Regions from separate parts of the Homo sapiens genome. Here all the other regions are linked to region 3. Evidence: chromatin contacts called from ENCODE Hi-C or POLR2A ChIA-PET data. All regions are on one chromosome and are shown on one strand. The core of a region is the stretch at or near the end of the contact, and the rest is flanking DNA. Distances in the headings are between cores, read along the strand shown. Region 1 holds the start of TMEM160 (transmembrane protein 160). Region 2 overlaps LMTK3 (lemur tyrosine kinase 3). Region 3 holds the start of BICRA (BRD4 interacting chromatin remodeling complex associated protein).

Evidence for each region. Hi-C counts contacts between places; a loop is a spot of excess contacts on that map. ChIA-PET counts read pairs that join two places held with the same protein, here RNA polymerase II (POLR2A). Pooled maps may share reads with other maps.
Region 1: a loop to region 3 is called in a pooled map, with 12 times the contacts of the local background. The contact joins the promoter of TMEM160 here to the promoter of BICRA in region 3. A Hi-C loop is called at or near these places in 1 of 168 maps with a recorded cell type or tissue (naive thymus-derived CD4-positive, alpha-beta T cell), 8 of 37 single-sample maps with no recorded cell type and 9 of 50 pooled maps.
Region 2: a loop to region 3 is called in a pooled map, with 4 times the contacts of the local background. The contact joins the enhancer-like site here to the promoter of BICRA in region 3. A Hi-C loop is called at or near these places in 4 of 50 pooled maps. POLR2A ChIA-PET finds 5 or more read pairs at or near these places in 3 of 52 experiments (Caco-2, activated B cell and naive thymus-derived CD8-positive, alpha-beta T cell).

The regions. Positions count from the first base shown.
Region 1 is chr19:47,045,182-47,050,062 of GRCh38, forward strand. It overlaps TMEM160 (transmembrane protein 160), which reads right to left and starts at 3,443. Exons shown (of 3, transcript NM_017854.2): 1 at 3,226-3,443; 2 at 1,412-1,504; 3 at 728-1,071. The coding sequence starts at 3,433. The coding sequence ends at 806. It overlaps NPAS1 (neuronal PAS domain protein 1), which reads left to right. Exons shown (of 12, transcript NM_002517.4): 12 at 10-594. The coding sequence ends at 470. RefSeq lists enhancers at 2,871-2,940, 3,450-3,744, 3,868-4,385, 4,386-4,881 and a silencer at 3,221-3,410.
Region 2 is chr19:48,490,668-48,495,038 of GRCh38, forward strand. It overlaps LMTK3 (lemur tyrosine kinase 3), which reads right to left. Exons shown (of 15, transcript NM_001388485.1): 12 at 3,027-3,442; 13 at 737-872; 14 at 441-578. Among named protein-coding and RNA genes, the nearest start is that of LMTK3, 19 kb to the right of the region's middle. RefSeq lists silencers at 388-567, 2,287-2,496, 2,496-2,687, 2,517-2,996, 3,187-3,236 and 1 more and an enhancer at 3,249-3,749. Within about 2 kb of position 2,289, at least 26 of the 41 ENCODE cell types and tissues checked have a DNase peak (open chromatin) inside an H3K27ac peak, as active enhancers do.
Region 3 is chr19:47,607,327-47,611,643 of GRCh38, forward strand. It overlaps BICRA (BRD4 interacting chromatin remodeling complex associated protein), which reads left to right and starts at 1,808. Exons shown (of 15, transcript NM_001394372.1): 1 at 1,808-1,842. It overlaps BICRA-AS2 (BICRA antisense RNA 2), which reads right to left and starts at 1,303. Exons shown (of 1, transcript NR_186352.1): 1 at 547-1,303. RefSeq lists silencers at 813-892, 963-1,012, 1,063-1,142, 1,203-1,582, 1,693-1,742 and 4 more.

The DNA.
Region 1 (4,881 bases), core at 2,193-4,692, 560 kb before region 3:
CTCTTCCAGAGCCGGAGCCTCCGACGGAAGGGAAGCAGGCTGCCCCAGCGGAGAACGAGGCCCCCCAGACCCAGGGCAAACGCATCAAAGTGGAGCCCGGCCCGAGGGAAACCAAAGGCTCCGAGGACAGTGGCGACGAGGATCCCTCCAGCCACCCGGCCACACCGAGGCCCGAGTTCACCTCTGTCATCCGGGCAGGGGTCCTGAAGCAGGATCCGGTGCGGCCATGGGGCCTGGCGCCTCCCGGGGACCCCCCGCCCACCCTCCTGCACGCGGGCTTCCTGCCGCCGGTGGTGCGGGGCCTGTGCACACCCGGCACCATCCGCTACGGCCCCGCGGAGCTGGGCCTGGTGTACCCGCACCTGCAGAGGCTGGGTCCGGGCCCCGCGCTCCCGGAGGCCTTTTACCCGCCCCTGGGCCTGCCCTACCCGGGGCCCGCGGGCACCAGGCTGCCGCGGAAGGGGGACTGAGGACTGGCAGAGCTGCCGGCGCCGGACCCTGCGACAACCGGGGTCCCCCAGGACAGTAGGCCCGGCTCTGCCCGTAGCCCTGAGAATTAAACGCCGGCTCTCCCTGCAGTGGTTTGGGCTCCGGGCTGTGAGCTCCTCTGTCCATTTCTGTCTCCCCCGGGTCCTCACCCCCCTCTCCCTCCACCCGCCCTCCTGCCTCTCCAGTTAGTCCGCTCCTCGCCGCCCTTCCCAAGGAACACGAACCAATACTCTGCATCTGGAGGAGGGGAGGTCAGGTTTAATGTCCCAGTCCTCGGGCGCTGTCCAGCGCCTGCCAGGCCCCACGGCCGTGTCGCTCACTCGGGTGGCGGCCGACCCGCCTCATCAGGGCCTTCCGCGGAGGCCGTCCCGTCGTCCTCGGGCACCAGCTCCACGTCCAGCTCCAGCTGCCCCATGTAGAGGCCCACGGCGCACGCCCAGAGCAGGCTGGCGGCCAGCACGGCGCCCGCGCCCACGGCCGCGCCCCCCAGCGTCAGCTGCATGGGTCCTCGCAGCGCCGCCAGGCCCACGGCGTACGAGGCGCTGCCCCACACCACGCACAGGCCGCCCAGCAGGAAGAAGCCTGCGGGAGAGGCAGGGTAGCAACAGGGCCAAGGTCGGGGGATGGTCTGGGAGCAAAGCCAGGGTTGAGGAGACAGGAACAGAGGCAGGGCCGTGCCAGGGGCTAGCCTGCATCTTTGAGAATCAGATCGGAGGGGAGGGGACCATAACCATGTCCTGGGCCACCCATTCAGATGGACCTAGTGCCTATGGGAGGGGTGTCTTCTGGTGGGGGAAGAATGGGGGTTCTATACTTACTACTGGGAGTGGGATGGGGTAGGAGAGTCTACTCTCACCAGGGCAGGTGATAGGGGCTCTGCATTCCCTGGTTCCGTGGGGCGAGAGGGGGGGTCTGCACTCACCATATGCTGCTTCCCGACCCATGTCACTCTGCATGAAGGAGATGACCCCGATGCCCGATGCCAGGAGGCCATTGCGGAACCAGGAGAGGAAGGCTGGAGGGAGGGGGACATGGGGGGATTAACATCACCCCCAACCCTACCTCCTCAATCCCCCTTACCCAGTCAAACTGAGGGGCCTCCCTTCAGCTCACCCCATCCCATCCAGCCGCAAGGCAAGCCCATCCCAAATCCTCACCTCTTCCAGGAAGCCGCTCACCTAACCATATCCCCCCACATCCTCTCTGGCCTCCACCTCAGTGCCCCTCTCCCCCAAACTCTGTAACACTAAGGATTCAAGGGCCGGGTGTGGTGGCTCACCCCTGTAATCCCAGCACTTTGGGAGGCCAAGGCAGGCGGATCATGAGGTCAGGAGTTTGAGACCAGCCTGGCCAACATAGTCAAACCCTGTCTCTACTAAAAATGTTAAAATTAGCAGGGTGTGGTAGCACGTGCTTGTAGTCCCAGCTACTCAGGAAGCTGAGGGAGGAGAATCACTTGAATCCAGGAGGTAGAGGTTGCAGCGAGCCAAGATCATGCCACTGCACTCCAGCCTGGGCGACAGAGTGAGACTCCGTCTCAAAAAAAATAAAGGATTCAAGATAGTCCCTGCAGAATGTGGAGGACAATCTAGGGGCAAAGTTGCAGAACCTCCATCTGAGGAGTCATCTTGGCCAAACCCCTCCCTCTACGTGTACCCCCACGGCCTGCCCACTCACTTCTTTCTCAGAACTCTGGGACAAACTGTTTCCTAATCCAGGCCGCTCTTCAGCCTCGCCCTTCTTTTCCTTCAAATGCCGCCATCTCCTACCGAGTATGGCCTGGGCCAATCCCATCCATGTCCTACCGAGTATGGCCTGGGCCAATCCCACCCACGTCCGTCCCCATTCACGTCCTTTACAAACAGCCCACCACACCCTATATCTAGATGCCCGGTCCTGGCCTAGTGAGGTGACTCACACCTATAATCCCAGCACTTTGGGAAGCCAAGGCAGGAGGATTCTCTGAGCCCAAGAGTTCAGACCAGCCTGGGCAACAAAGCAAGACCCCGTCTCTACATAAATTAAAATAGTTGGGTGCGGTGGTGTATGCCTGTAGCTCCAGCTAAGCAGGAGGCTGAGGCAAGAGGATAGCTTGAGCCCAGGAGTTCAAGGCTGCAGTGGGCTACGATTGCGCCACTGCGGTCCAGCCTCGGTGACAGAGCAAGACACCGTCATTAAAAAAATAAAATTAAAAAAAAAACAAACATGGCCAGTCCGCTCCATTCTGGACCTCGCCTCCGTCACAAGCCCCGCCCTCTGCAGCCTAGATCACCTCCCCCTCCAATCAGCAGAGAGCTTTCTCCCGATTGGTTGTCCCCTTCTCCAATCCTGAACTTCCCCCTCTTCTGCGGGGATCCACACTCCCGCTCTCTGCACAGTGGTGGCCTCTGCAATCGGGATGGACCCATCTTGTACCCAACTCCACAGACCCTAAGCTCTCCCTGAAGCCCCTCTCCCCACGGCAGGCGCGATTCTACGAGGCTGCCTCGCGCAACCCTACCACCCCCTCCAATCCCTACGGCGCCCCGTTACCCGGGGTCCTCGTCCTCCCCGCAAGCCCATCCCCTCTGCGGGCACCTGCGCTCTTGCAGTCTGCGCTTCCGTGCGCTCACACTGAAGCCCTTCTCGGAGCCGAGCCCGGGCCCCGTTTCCTGCAGAAGCCCCCGCCCCATCAAGGTCCCACGCGAGCCCGGGACCCCCGTCCCATCCGCACCGCCCCCACCCCTAGCCACCGACCTGTCTCGTGCGCTTTTCGGAGGAGCCAGGCGTCCGCACGATCCAGCTCGGACACTGGGGGCGGCGAAGCCCCGGCGCGGGGACCGTGGCCGGGGGCGAAGGACCCCCGGGCGCCCCCGCTCCGGGGCCGCTGAGGCGGCAGTAGCGACCTCCGGAAGCGAAGACGGGCAAGGCGAGCGGCCCGAGCCCACCACCAGCCGCCTCCCATGATTCGCACTACGGCCGCCGCGCGCCGTACCGCCCCACCGGCCTCCGGTAGGTTGCAACCCATGTCACTCAGGATGAATGGCTTACCCATTGGCTATGCGCTCGCCACTCAGGTCCGGCGTGAACTGTCCATTGGTCGGAATGGCAGTGATTCCCTCCTCTGTCATCTAGGCCGGTAGTGCCCGTCCCTCCTTGATTTTGTACCGGACTACGAATCCCAGCGATCATTGCGCTCGGGGAAAGCCGATATTCAGAAGTCGCAGGCGAGATGTCTGCTGGGAATTGTAGTTTTAATTCTATCTTTTTTAACGGAGTACATGCCGAGCACCTATTGTAGTTGTTTCTTGGTTGTTTCTCTTTCTTTCTTTCTCTTTCTTTCTTTCTTTCTTTTTCTTTCTTTCTCTTTCTTTCTTTCCTTCTTTCTTTCTTTCTCTCTTTCTTTTTCCCTCCCTCCCTCCCTTCCCTCCCCTCCTTCCTTCCTTCCCTCCTTCCTTTTTTTTCCCCGCCCCGAGACCGAGTCTTGCTCTGTCGCCCAGGCTGGAGTGCAGTGGTGCGATCTCGGCTCACTGCAACCTCCACCTCCCGGGTTCAAGCGATTCTCCTGCGTCAGCCTCCTGAGTAGCTGGGATTATAGGCATGCGCCACCACGCCCAGCTAATTTTTGTATCTTTAGTAGAGACAGGGTTTCACCATGTTGGCCAGGCTGGTCTCGAACTCCTGACCTCAAGTGATCCAACCGCCTCGGCCTCCAAAAGTGCTGGGATTACAGGCGTGAGCCACCGTGCCCGGCCAGGTCTGTCTCTTTAAGACAGATTTGTTTTCTTTGCCCTAACCCATTCCGGGATTCAGCTTTGCCTTCTCTCATCAGCATAAACCTTTTCACTAGCCAGGAATGTGAAAAATGTGTCTGGAATATTTTCAATTTGCACTTAATCCCATTTAAAGCTTCACATTCATTGCAAGCCTGCAGGCTATGCAGTGCAGTCCATTTGAACTCCCTCCTCAAGTGTAACCCCCTTGCTAGCTCCCCTACTTTTCCTCTTCATAAAATCCAAGCCCGGGCCAGGCACGGTGGCTCACATCTGTAATCCCACCACTTTGGGAGTCTGAGGCGGGCAGATCACGAGATCAGGAGTTCGAGACCAGCCTGACCAACATGGTGAAACCCCATCTCTACTAAAAATACAAAAATTAGGCATGGTGGCAGGCACCTGTAATCCCAGCTACTTGTGAGGCTGAGGCAGGAGAATCGTTTCATGCGCGTCCATGTGAAGAGACCACCAAACAGGCTTTGTGTGAGCAAGATGGCTGTTTATTTCACCTGGCTGCAGGCAGGCTGAGTCCGAAAAGAGAGTCAGCAAAGGGTGGTGGATTATCATTAGTTCTTAGAGGTTTTGGGATAGGCGGTGAAGTTAAGAGCAATGTTTTGCGGGCAGGGGTGGATCTCAC
Region 2 (4,371 bases), core at 1,039-3,538, 880 kb after region 3:
CCCCCAGCTGTGTCCTCCCTGCTCTGGTTCACACCAACCGGCTTTGAGCACTCTGGGTTTCTCTCTCCTTGTCTGCCCCTGAGCACCGTGTTCCCCAAACGGAGGTGGGATCAGGATCCGGCAAGTGCCAGGCCGGAGTCTGAGCCCAGAGATGGGACAAAGATGGGCAAGAGTCGGGGGTGGGGGTAATCCCCACAGAAGGTAAAACTGAGGCTCGGGGGTTGGGGACGGCCGGCCTGCCTGCCTACGACCGTCTGATGGACGTCGCCTGGTCTGAGCTGGTTCCAGAGCTGGGTGGGGTGTCTGTTGACTGAGAGGGGAGAGAGAAGAGACTGGGAAGAGAGAGGCAGGGACATTGAAAGATGGTCACAAGAAGTTGGCAGTGGAACATAGGGGGACAGAGATGGGCAGAGGAGGGGGCAGGGCCGAGGATATGGTACCTGCGGGCCGGGCGTCGGGGGCCCGGGCGGGTGGCCCCGGGGTCTCCAGCGCAGGCGAGACGGAGAAGCGGGAGAAGCACAGCGGGGGGCCTGGAGGGGGGAGGAGGGGGAAATCCTCCGCCCACTCGAAACTGCCTCCTGCGGCAGAAGGAAAGACCGCGGTCAGGCTGCAGACACCTGCGGCACTCCCGCCCTCTGGTCCCGCCCCTCCCGACCAAGCCCCTCCCACCCCATAGACCCCGCCCCGTCCGCCCCATGGCTCCCGCCCCCTCCCGCCCCATAGGGCCCGTCCTCACCAAAGCCGCTGTCGTTGCTGGGAAACCCATCTCCGGGGGTGGCGGGGTGGGGAGGTGTCGGGGGCGCTGGAGGCGTTGACGGGTCCGTGTCCCCCTCGGGGGGGGCCTGGACGCTCAGCTCGTTGGTTGGCGTCTCCTGTGAAGGCAGATTAGGGGGAAGCCAGAGGGGACAAACCTTCACGTCCCATTTACCGCATCCCCCAAAAGCAACAAAACCGGCTAATATTTCTGGGGCTCTAGGAATCCCAATTTGTAATCACTGACTCGCACGCTCTGGAGAGGTGGCTGGAGCCCCTAATCTGGCTTCGAAGCCTTGGGCCAGCCTTAACCTCAACCTGGCCAGAGGCTCCTTTCCTGACAGCGGAGCCCCGCGCACAGCTAAGTAGCCCAACGCAGGGATTCTCTCCTGGCTCATTAACGTGAGGCCTCCACCGGATCCCCTAACCCAAAGCGATCTCCATAAGCCCCACCCCGTCCACGTCAGTCCCACCCACCTCTGAGATCTTGACCTGCTCCAGTGGCCCTCCCAACCCCTGCCCCATCCTGAGCGCATGCCGTGCTGGATGCTGTGACCCTGCCCCTGAGCCCTCCCTCAGAAGTAGACCTGCTCCCGCCCTCCAAGTCCCACCCCTCTGAAAACATTTCAGTGGCCCAGGCCCCAGTTCTTGGCCTTGTTTCCATTCCTTTCATAATCTCAGCCCAGTATGCCCGCCCCAGGTTCATCTAGACAAGGTCCCAGTTCCTCAGCACCACTCGCCCTCCCTTTTTCTCTTCAACACCATATCCTGTGTTTTTCTTTTTGTTTTAGACAGAGTCTCACTGTCGCCCAGGCTGGAGAGCAGTGTTGTGATCATGGCTCAATGCAGCCTCAACCTCCTGGGCTCAAGCGATCCTCCCACCTGAGCCTCCTAAGTAGCTGGGACTACAGATGCGCACCACCACACCAAGATAATTTTTTTCTTTTTAAGAGACGAGGTCTCGCCATTTTGGCTAGGCTGGTCTCGAACTCTTGACCTCAAGTGATCCTCCCGCCTCGGCCTCCCAAAGTGCTGGGATTACAGGCGTGAGCCACCCGGGACAGGCCTAACTCTTAACACATTCCTCAACCCATCTCTCTAAAGACCCGTCCCAGTCGTTAGGTTCGCTCATCCCTGACCTCACCCCAGAATACGTTAAGACTGCCTGCTCCATCTCTGAAGCCCACCTGCAGCCTAGCCATGGCCCTTCCCTAGTGGGTAAGATCTGCTCCAACCCGAACCAGCCTACAGACACTAGAACTCTAGTCAACAAACCATGCCCAAACTCTCACTAGGCCCCTTCACCATCCAGGCCTCTTCTCAACACTTCCTCCCTAGCCTCTCCAGGATCCCATACTTGACTACCCAGTACCCCCTCTTTCCTTCCAGACCCACACTCTCTCTCCAGACCTCTCCTCGCCCTCTAGACCACGCCCCCGTCACAAGCCCTGCCCTCACCCTAGGTCCCGCCCCAGCTCTAGGCTCGGCCCATACTCCTGGCCCTGCCCCATTGCCAGGCCCTGCCCTCACACTCAAAGCCTCCTCCCATCTTCCTAGTCCCGCCCCATTTCCCTGACCAGTCTCTCCCCAGACCCCGCCTTCACCCCTCAGGCCCTTCCCGCGCCCTGCTCCATCCGCCCCGCCCTAGGCTCCGCCCCCATTCCAGCCTTGGATTTTCTCCAGGCCTCCTCTTGCCGCGCCACAGACTTGGCCTCCCTCAGGCCCGGATCCAGACTCTGTCCCGATCCTAGGCGCGGTCTCCTTCCAGGCCCCGCCCCCGCTCTAGGCTCAGCCTGCCTTCAAACCCTGCTGTAGACCCCGCCCCACCCTAAGCTCAGCCTTCGTCTAGGCCCCGCCCCAGGCCCTGCACCTCTAGGCTCGACCTCCCTCCAGGCCCCGCCCTGGGCTCCGCCCCCCAGCCCGCCCTCTCCCTGGGCCCCGCCCCACTCTAGCTCGGCCCCGCCCCAGGCCCCGCCCCACTCTAGATTGGGGCTCCCCTTAGGTCCCACCCCAATTCAGCTTGCCCTCCCTCCAGGCCCCGCATCACTCCAGCTCGGCCTCCCTTCAGGCCACGCCCCACTCTAACTCGGCCTCCCTCCAGGCCCCGCCCCACCCTAGCTCGGCCTCCCTTCAGGCCCCGCCCCACTCCAGCTCCGCCTCCCTCCAGGCCCCGCCCAACTCTAAGCTCGGCCTCCCGCCAGGCCCTTCCCGGCTCTAGGCTCCTGCTCCCTCCAGGCCGCGACCCCGAAACCGCGCCCTCTCGGGTTCCGCACCTGGTCGAAGAGGTAGACGGTCACGTCCCCGTGGAAGGAGACCATCTTGCGCTTCCTCTCCAGCTCGCTGTCCTCTGGCTCGTCGGCCCCGCGCGGAGACTTGAGCAGCCCCCGCAGCGGGCGGGCCGCGTCCGCGTCGGCGCTGCTCACCACGACGGGCACCGGGGCTGCTCGCGCCCTCCCGGGGCCCCGCGGCCCCGCCGCCGCGCCCGGCGCCGCCGCCTCCTCGTCCTCCTCCTCGTCCTCGTCCTCGTCCTCCCCGTCCTCCTCCGCCGGCCCCGGCGCTCCCGCCCCGCCGGCCTCCCCGCCAGCCGCCCCGGCGTCCGCGCCCTCCCACGGGGGCCGCCGCGGGCCCGGCCCCGGGAATGGCGTGAGCGTGAGCGGCGGCAGCGCCAGCGAGAGCCGGGAGAGCCTGGCTGCGAGGGGAGAGACCTGGTGAGCCCCTGTCCCGGTGAAACTGAGGCAGGCCCTCCCACCTAGCTGTGTGGCCTCAGATAAGACCCCCGCACAATCTGGGCCTCAGCACCCACTTTGTGAACGGAAGGGCTGCACCAGGGCTTCTCCAGGCAGGGTGGGAAAGGTCCTCTCCAGTGCTCAACCTCCCCAGAGCTCCCCAGTGCCAACGGCTTTAAGCCGCAACTTCCCACAGCCCACCAGGCCCTCATGCCCTGGCCTACCTGATTTCTCTGGCCTCTGTCCCCACCTCCTCTGGCCTGACCTCCATCTAGCCACATGGGCCACCCCACCATTCCTCCCACCGAATAGCTGGGACTACAGGCGCACGTGCCACCATGCCCGGCTAATTTTTTGTATTTTTAGTAGAGACGGGGTTTCACCATGCTGGCCAGGCTGGTCTTGAACTCCTGACCTTATGATCTGCCCTCTTTGGCCTCCCAAAGTGCTGGGATTACAGGCATGAGCCACCACACCCGGCCAGATCCACCTCTCTGAGCCTCTGTTTCCTCACTGGCAAATGAACAAGGGTCACTTAGCCCTCCATTACTGCATAAGTGAACTGCCCTTTCTGAGCTGATGGCAGGGGCAAGAGGAGGGTGGAGGTGGGGCAGGGAGAAAGATGAATGCAGACGGTCCCTCTCAGGTCCTCGTTCTCTCTACTCAAGTTTTACTACCTTTTGCTATTCTCTAAACATGGTGAGCCAGTGCACATCTCAGTGCCCTCTCTAGAACACTCTCCCACCGATGTCCACCTGCCTCACTCCCTCCTTTCCTTCACATCTGCTCAAAAGTCACACTTTTGTTGACCAGACATCTCAGGGTGATGGGGTTATGGGCGATGCTTCATAGAGGGAGTGTTTTTTTTGTTTTTTTTTTTGAAATGAAGTCT
Region 3 (4,317 bases), core at 558-3,057:
TATTATTATTATTACTATTTTTGAGACAGAGTTTCCCTCTTGTCGCCCAGGCTGGAGTGCAATGGTGTGATCTCGGCTCACTGCAACCTCTGCCTTCCGGATTCAAGCGATTCTCCTGCCTCAGCCTCCCAAGCAGCTGGGATTACAGGCGTGCACCACCACACCCAGCTAAGTTTTGTATTATTAGTAGAGAAGGGGTTTCACCATGTTGGCCAGGCTGGTCTCGAACTCCTGACCTCAGGTGATCTACCCTCCTCGGCCTCCCAAAGTGTTGGGATTACAGGTGTGAGCCACTGCGCCTGGCCGATAAATTATAAAAAAAAAAAATACGTTGAAGTAAATATTATGGGTAGTACCGCCAAGATACTAGAACACATGTTAAGGCTTAAAAAAACAGAGGCCGGGCACTTTGGGAGGCCGAGAATAGCTTGAACCCAGGGGACGGAGGTTGCGGTGAGCCTAGATCGTGCCACTGCACTCCAGCCTGGGCGAAAGAGCGAAACTCCGTCTCAAAACAAAACAAAATATAACACAACAACAACAAAATCACAATCTGTCTCGATTACTCATTTATTCAACCCGCATTCACCTACTGTGTGCACGAGCTTTTCTAGGGCACTGGGGAGGCAGAAGGGACTAAAACAAAGTATAAATCTCCCTGGGCTGCAAGCATCGGGAGGGCAGGTCCGGGGGCTCTGTGTCCCCACTGGGCCCCCAGCACTGCGCAGCGCACACAGTGGGCGCTCACCAAGCGCTCGCTAAGGGCAACGCGTGAATCCGTGTCCCGCCAGCAGGGCGTTTACGGCCTGGTGGGGCGGAAACGGACCCGACACCACCGCGGCGTCCTGGGGCTTCTGGGAATCCCATCAGCGCGGCCAGAGCGGCCGGGGACAGGCTCCGAGGCAGGCCCGACCCGCCTCCCCGGCGCCGCCGTGGCTCGACGGAGACCAGCTAGGGTGAGTGATCGAGCCACGCCTGGGGTCCCGGCCTGTCACCCCGAAGTCCCCGCCGCCTTCCACCCTGTCAGGCTCCAACTCTGGGCTCCGGCGCGGTCCCACCTCCGGGGGGAACTCCCCTCCATCCCCTCCATTTCCTTCATCCTCGACTCCCGCTATCTTTTCGGACCTGCGGCGCTCCCCCTGGACGCGTCCTCCCGCCGGACGACCGTCCTCCGCCTCAGGGGACGCGCCCAGGACGCACGGCGCCCCCTCCCCAGCCGGACCGGCGGTCTGGGAGCGCGGATCCCTTCAGCTCCCCCGCGCCCCAGCATCCGGATCAGGGCTCGAGGCAGTCGACAAACTACACCCGAGCTCGAGCAGGCGCGCCCCTGAACCCCCGGGACTGGGGCTGGGGGCGGGGGCGGCGCCGGCGCGGAGGGCCCAGTCCCCGGACGTCCGCAGCCTCCCATTGGCTCCGGGTCCCGCCGCTCGGCCTGGCGGGGCCGGGGCTGGTCCGCCCGGACGCGGGGCGGGGATTCCTGAAGCCCCTCCTCCGGCGAGGGCGGAGGGAAGAGGAGGAGGAGGAGGAGGAGGAAGGGGGTGGGGGGCGGAACACAAAACCTGAGAGGTTTTTTTTTTTTTTTTTCCGTTTGCATTTAATTAAAAAAAATTTTTTTTTTTTTTGCATACCCGAGGGGCGCTCCCCGGAACGGGCGCGGGCCCGGGGCGCGCGGGCCTGGGCGCGGGGCGGCGGCGGGGGCCCGGCAGCGGCTGCCGAGCGGCCGCCATGCGATCAGGCAGTGCGCTGACCGGCCCGGCCGGCCGGCCCCTTCTGGGTCCTCCCTTTGCAGCCCGTGCGGGGCCGTCTCGGAGACCCCGCGCCGACGGCTGCTCAAACATCAGGGTGAGTTTCTCACAATGTAGCAATTTCTCTTTAAATCTCTTAACTCTCTCTACCTGCGAGTCGGGGCTGTGACAGGGCGCAAAAGCGAGGGGGGAGTGGGGGTTGGCGGCGAGGGTGTGTGTGGGGGGAGCCGGAGCCGGGGCCGAACCCACCCCCGCGACACTCTCACACTCAGCCCCCCAGCCGGGGCGCAGCGCCCGCTGCCTCCTTTTTTTTTTTTTTTTTTTTTTCCTGCTCGGCGCCCACCGCCACCGGCACCCCCAGCCCCGCGTCTCTTCCACCACCGCCGCCGCCCCGATCCTATGGGGACCCCCCCCCAACCGGCTTCCCTGCCCAGACCCGGCGCCCAGTGCCTCCCCGGCCCTCCCGCCGGCTGCCGGGGATACAATGGAGCGGCGGAGAGAGGAGACCTAACGTTCCACGGGGGGAGGGGCGCGGAGACCCCCTCCCCGTCCCGGCCCCCTCCCCTCGCCCCGCTCCCCGCCTTTCGGGGAAGGCGAAGGCCACCGGGCAGCGGGCGGTGATCTCCCGGCCGGAGGCGGAGAGCCTGCATCTCCCCGCCTCGCTCGGCCCCTGCGCCCCCTCCCCAAATCCCTCCCGTGGGTGTCGCGGACAGTGGGGGGCCCTGGAAAGCTGGGGAGGGATGGATGGGGAAGGAGGCCACCGGGGCTCCCCCCTTCGCACCGCCCCTAAACAATGAAAGGAGTTGACTTGACCCCCAGCCCCCGGCAATAGAGGGAGGTGACCCCCTCCCCCACCCCCAGCTGAGGCTCATCCCGGAGGGGGCCGTTACGGGGGTGGGGGGGGTGAGCGCCTCCTGTCACTTCCCGAGGTTCGGGGCGGCCCCCCATCTCCTACCCCTCGGCCTGGGAACGGGAGGCACCAGGCCCGGCCGGGGCACCGCGCTCGGGTGGTGACCTTTAGACAAAGGCAGCCCTTTCCCCGGGGTGAGCCCGGACGAGCTGGGCCTGCGGCCTCCCCGGGCCCCTGCGGAGGGCAGCCAGGCCGCGGGCACCCGGAGGGAGGGATGGAGGAGGAGGGAGGAGGGATGGAGCCATCTGGTTTTCCCATCCCTGGCTGCCCCTCGTCTGCTTCCCCGACTCCTGTCACGGGCGGCCGCGGGGAGACGAGGGACCAGGGGCTGCTTGGGCCTTGGTGCGCGGCCAGCCGGGAGGACCGGGCAAGGAGCCGCGGGAGAGCTAGGCTCGGGCTCGGGCGCCGGCGGTGATTGGGAGGCACTGCGGCTTCTTCCTCTCCGCGCCCCTTTGTTTTGCTTTGTGGTTCTGAGCAGCTGAACTTCCCGGGAGGTGGGGTCAGAGGCCGCGGTGTCAGCTCTCCCGGGGAGGCCCAGGTGACAGGTCCTAGCTCTCTGGTGTCCCCATCCTGGTGGGCTGCAGTCTGTGCCCAGGCCCATGTCCTGACCATCGTCCCCTTTTGTCACCCCCCCCCCACACACACACCTACCTACCCACCCCATAGTATAATACAGATCTAGGGGTGCCTTTCTCTTACACCTCTTTACGGAGGGCACTTGAAAGGGAAACTAGAAACATCCAAGGCATCAAGGCCTGAGATTCATGATAAGCTCTCTGTGCTTTTAACCTCTCCCAGCACCTGGGGTGGGTGTGGGGGGTATTGTCAACTCTGACCTGCCCTGGGTCATGAGAAAATGGGAAGACAACTCAGGAAGCACCCCCTTCCCATGCACTGGTAGGACTTTTGGGACATGTTGACCTCCCTTGCCTTCCCTCATAGCTCCCCGCTCAAGATGGAAATATTAATAACAATATCAAACTAGGGAGCTTTATTCCGCTGCTGCTAAGTACATTACACGCTGGCCACAGTCCAAGGAGGAAATAGAGACGGGACAGACATTCCCGTTTTCCAGACAGGTTCATGGAGGCTCAGAGAGGTTAAGAAGCTTGCCCAGGGTCACACAGCCCTGGGTCACACAGAGCCCCAATTTGTAACCTCCTGGAGTTTTTCCAGCTTGGCTCAAAACTGTTAAGCCCTTCTTCTGTCCCACCCTTTGGCATTTTGTCCCCCTGACTTCAGTGGACCTGGTTCGGAAATGTAGATAATATTTAGAAGAAGCGGCCAGATTTTTTTTTTCCCTGGGAGCTGGTTTTGAGAAGGGGTAAGATGCACCTCGAAGTTGGGCTGAGGGCAGGATCATTTCACTTGTGGCTGGAATGGAGAATTGTCTGCAGGAACTGAGAACTGAAGGTGTGTGAGGAGTGGGGGAGGGGGAGCCCCAGGCCTGGCCAGTGATGGGCTCGGGGTACCTGGGAGCTGGCCCCACTGTCATCTTCTCCCTTCTCTACCTGAGCGGGGGACTTGGCCCCATTTGCTGCTACTCAGCCCTGAAGTAGAGAAGAGAGAAGCTGAACTGTTTGGGAATGTTGATGTCTGGTTGTTCCTATGCCCTGTGACCCGCTGTCGCTTTGCCACACCATGGCCCTTTGATGCAGCTAG